2 separate regions of the Mus musculus genome follow, and region 2 is linked to region 1. Evidence: chromatin loops called from intact Hi-C (ENCODE). Cell type or tissue: left cerebral cortex. All regions are shown on one strand.

Region 1 (2,500 bases):
TGGTATCTGTTCACAGCAGTAAAACCCTAACTAAGACAAAGGGTGTCACAACACACCAGGACCAAGAGACAAAGCACATAGAAATTTGTGACGTGCTGCAATTTCTTTATCAGCAAGAGACTGATTTTCTGACAACAGCCCAGAAGCTCACAGCACCCAGTAAGGATCAGTGATCTTCGAGGAAAGGGGAGCAGTGTGATTACGTCCCCAGAGGGAAGTGGGTAGCTGCTAGTGAATGGTAGTCCTCATGTCAGAAGATGGAGCCAGAGCACTGTGGAGAGGCTCTCTAGGGAGACTCTTAGCAGATGTCCCTCTCTCCCTGGGCCCATCTCTGAATTAGCTACAACTGGAGGCAAGTCCTGGGAGTTTCCCACACCAAATGCTTAATCCTCCTTACTCTCCCTGCTTCACATGGTTGTGGAAGGAACAACTTGGTAGATGCCAAAGGAGGAAGCCGCCAGTGGAGACCCACGGGAGAGCGTGCAAGCCCAGGAGGACTTTGTTTCTTATGACACTGCATCCAGGACCTGGGTAGACCAGATGGCTCCTTGGTGTCAGGTGACATGTGTTCCCTGCAACTTCAGTATTATGTATGATAATACAATGAGGGAGTGCTGATGATGCCAAGAGGCCCCAAGGATGCTTCTAGAAGGTACAGTTATATTCTTGTGAGGAACATCTGACCTCAGACTTCATTTCAGAAAAGTAGCCTGGAAAAACAAAACAAAACAAAACAAACAAACAAAATACTGGAAAACTTGTCTTTTTTATGATAAAAATTAATTTATTTTTTTTACACTCCATATTCCATTACCTGTGCCCTCCACACCCCAACTTGTCTTTTTAAAAACAAAGCAAAGCAAAACAAAACAAGACAACAACAACAACAACAAAACCACGCACAACTTTTTTTCCGGTGTGACACTCTGGTGCCCTCTAGGGGATATTTTGGAAACTACACCCATGTTTTTTAGAGGATTACATTTGCTTATAAAGTAATTGATTTCATTGCGATATTTTCATATATGTGTCTCATTATAACGTCATTCTCCTTCATTCCCTTCCTCACTGCCCCTGATCTCATGCTCCTTGCCCCCCCCATCCCCACCCCGAGTCGTTCCATTCTTCTGCCCAGATAGCCTCATGACTTTGTCTTCTTTACCTCAAGAGGAACTGATAGATAGGTCCAGATTAAAAAACAATGTGAGATTCCTAGTTGAAAACAGGCGCACACAAGAGCTTAGACTCTGAACTGATGCATTCAATCATTTGACGTAGATGGGAACATGGTGTTATCATCTACAGCGTTCACATTTGAGGATCGTGCAATTGAGTAACAAAATAATCTCATGATGTAACCAGCGAGTTTACGATTTTGTGCTAGGTTGCAATCATTTTGCTGCCTTTGGGTGCACGTGGCAAGCGGGTGTAGGTTGGACTTGCCTGGTCGACAAGTGAATGGTAGATAGTTCAGCCCGACTTGCTGTTTAGCTTAGATGGAAGCAGTACTGGGAGAGTGAGAGGAGTCTGTCTGCATTGTGGTCTCTGTTCTCTGTGTACCCATTCTGTCTACATAACCACACCCCACAGGACGAAGATGGCTGTGTAACCGCTGGAGCTACAGAATCCTAAAAAGGAACTAGACATTTTTAGTGATCAGCTAGTGTTTAATGGTACTTTACCAACTCGATAAGACTTTTGAGAAAAAGGGGCTCAACTATATATATTCCAGGCAAGTTTTTCATCTTTATGATAGCCAGGCTTTCTGAGTGAAGAAAGATATGCATGGAAGGGCCCATGTCCCATGGAAGTTAGTAGACACAGGGCAAAGGTGGCAGCTCCTGGTGGCACTCACAGGCCCCCTGGCTACACTGCCTTTCTCCTCCTTTCTGGTCCAGTCTTGGGTGCAGTAAACACCCAGGTAGCATTGGATGGGATTGGCACAGCAGAGCTAAAGAGGGCAGAGGTTGTTTTGGTTTCTTTTCATTGATGCTCTAAGTACTCCATGTTTCCTCTTCTTAGTTTGGAAAGGGCTTTGTTACTCCAGTGGGTCGAGCTCAATGTTAAACGTTCTGTTCCTATTTCTTGGACACCGCCTGTGTGGGGGAGAGATTCCTGAGCAGGCCTCCCTCCAGGTGATGTGGGCCACTTGTCCCTCTCCTAAGCTGGTTTCTTGGAAGGATATGTTCATCCTTCTTGGGATTTGAGAGAGTTCAGGGAAGTCTCATACACAGTGGCTAAGCCATGGGGCACCACTCAAACTGTTAAATGTCCATTTGCACGTCTGCACTTTCTCTGGATGTCAACGCCCCCTTTTTTCATGTTCTTCCAACTAGAAACTCCATCTGCTGATTCAAAAAAATGAAACAAATTAATTTGCATGTTGGGCATCCTGCTGAGCTCTGGACCCCTGCGGGTGAACAAGACAGACTGGTGCCTGTTTTGGGATTTACAAGCCAGGAGAGTACAGCAGGCAAAGACTGTAATCAATGATAAGAAG
Region 2 (2,500 bases), 210 kb before region 1:
CTGATTTCAAAATGTTATAGTAGGCTTTGAGAAATAATTAAATAATTATTAAATACAAGCCATTTGGCCAACTATCTAAAATTTATTTTAAATTGTGACTTTAATTAAAGATACTACAATCCTAAGCCAGGCTTATCACTCTGGAGGCAAAGACAGGAGGATATCAGAGTTCCAGGCCAGCCTGATCAATATACTGAGACACTGTAAACTAAATTTGACAATGACAGAAAACTGTAAGGCTGGGCAAAGTAGTTCATAAACCAAAGTTCTTTATGCACAGTCAACACAAATTCCAGTAATTTCCTTGATGGTGACCAAAATGTCTACCATCATGATTAATAACAGTTCATGGTCACTCCTGGTTCCTACTAGCCCTGCTTGATTTAACGCCTGTCCCATCTCACAGCCTTTCCAGGTCTTAGATGTTGGGGAACTTTTTGTTCACAAGTCGTCTCCTGGTCATACCCAGCAGTCTTATCAGCGTTTGATTATACAAAAGCTACCTTGGTTTTTTTCCCTGTCCTGGTCTACCTTCAGGCTACACCACTAAACTCTATACTGGCCATGTAATTTTAAATTAGTAGGATCAATTTCCAGCAAACCAGATGTTTTAATGTTTCTGAAATCAGTTACCCTAAAACCCTTTCCTTGGAGAGTCCAACACTTGAAGCAGGCAATGCCCTTCTCTGCTACTATGTAATTAATCATTCAGCAACCAGCCTACAACTTAACCCATTCAGAAGCGCCGTTGTTGAAGGAAAAAGGGAAATGCTAAATTCTAAACTTCACTGCAGCAGGCTTTTGTCTTTATGGCATACAAGGTCATTTAGATCTGTCCTTTTAAAACAGTATTCCAAACTCTGAAACTGGCGAATTAGAGACTGCATGTAGCATTAGCAAGTGATTAATAAAGGTTCCTTTTAGAAGATGCTAATTTTTAGGCACAATATTAGGTCACCTAGGTGGATTTTTATACTAGATACCATGCTAGCCACTGGTAAAATTAAAACCACCACTTAATCTTTAATTCTTAAAGCTCAGTTTAGGCTGTGCCTCTACACACACATCAAGCAATAGATTGTGAGCACAGATCTCACAGGGGAGAGTCAGTCACTATTTCTTTGAAAAGCTTCATGCCTTGGGTATTAAGAACACACCACCAAACTCAAGTCCTCCTCCGGAAACATTTAATGTACAACGCATTTTTTTTTTAAGCCGAGAATGTTGACCGTATCTCCTCCAAGGGGGCGGGTGGGGGGGAGGAAATCATTTTATCTGATCTAAAACGATTTAAAATGAAACTCTTATAAAGGGAAGGGAGAAAGAACAAAACGAGGCTGCAATTCTGGCCTACTTCCCACTACAAACAAAGGCAGTACACTCTAGCGGCCACAGCAAAACACTCGGGTCCGTGACAACAGCCTCCCGGCTCCGGAGCGAAATCTCGGCGTGAAAGGAGCCTAGAAATAAAATGAGCTCCGCACGCCGGCTCCTCTCGCCTCGGGAGCACGCACCTCCCAGCCCCGCGCTCAGCAGCTCTCACTATTTAAAGCCGGATCTGGTGTTTAAATGGAGAGGCGGTGACGTAGGCCTGAAAAGCACCTTCCCATCCTGGCAGAGTCTATATTAGAGAGCGGCAATGGCTCTATATAAACAGGGCAGCCAAAGGGAGGAGGACCACAAGGCGCAGGCACTGAAAAGCAGGGTAAGCGGCCGCAGCCATGATGGATCGACCCGAGTCGCCAACGGTATAGTGTCGGGCAGCCGCAGGCTGCTCTGCGGCGTTTGGGACCGGGCAAAATGAAAAAAAAAAATTTTTTTTAAAAATAAACAAACAAAAAAACAAATATTGTGCTTTATTGTCATAAAAAGAAATCAAGAGATGGGGTGGCCTAGTGATCACATTGCGTTGGTGACTCTTTTAAAAGGTTATTTTTATGTGACTGCTTTTTGCAAACCTACGTGATCGCAAGTAACCAAAAAAAAATTTTTTTTTGCTCCTTTTTAAAAAAGGGAGCAACGGGAAGAAGTAGGCAAATCTCGAGGCGAAAGCGGGGACTCTTGGGCCATTCATGTAGGCTTTGTTTGTTCTGGTGCTTAGGCTAGTCGAAGATACCGCGGGGGTTTTGCTTCCCCTTCGCCATTTTACCCACTGGGGAGGAACCGAGATAAGTGCTTTCCAACCTTCATAATTTTTTTGTCTTTTTTTTTTTCTTTCTTTCTTTCCTTTCGGAGGATTAGTAAAATCGGCCCCAAAGGAGGCTCTCCCAAAGCACCACCTCCGGAGAGCCCCCGAAGGCACGCCCGGCCTCGGCGGTATCCGAGAGGCTTCCCCAGACGCGGGGCTCGACCCGCAGCCGCTCGCTCGGGGACTGGCCGGGTCCGGGTCCCCGCGTGGGGCCATCGCCCGCCCGTCCGCGCCCCGGGGTCGGCAAGCCAGGGCCCCAACGGCCTGCGTGGCCCGCCCCGCGGCGCTCCCGGCCCCCGCCGCCCTCCTCCC

Evidence for each region. Hi-C counts contacts between places; a loop is a spot of excess contacts. Peaks named below come from ENCODE experiments on the same cell type or tissue, not always from the same donor. Only the 100,000 strongest peaks of a DNase experiment are listed, where the experiment ranks them.
Region 2: it touches region 1 in a loop (2.5-fold over the local background); 2 of 42 quality-filtered maps call a loop at or near these places.

The regions. Positions count from the first base shown.
Region 1 is chr12:91,798,654-91,801,153 of GRCm38, forward strand. No RefSeq gene overlaps it. Among named protein-coding and RNA genes, the nearest start is that of Ston2, 13 kb to the left of the region's middle. In left cerebral cortex, a CTCF peak has its summit at 946 (motif pointing left); a DNase peak (open chromatin) is centred at 929.
Region 2 is chr12:91,586,833-91,589,332 of GRCm38, forward strand. All of the region lies in intron 1 of Gtf2a1 (general transcription factor II A, 1), which reads right to left. Among named protein-coding and RNA genes, the nearest start is that of Gtf2a1, 1.6 kb to the right of the region's middle. In left cerebral cortex, a CTCF peak has its summit at 1,412; DNase peaks (open chromatin) are centred at 1,591 and 2,285; H3K4me3 peaks cover 2,048 bases; H3K27ac peaks cover 1,576 bases.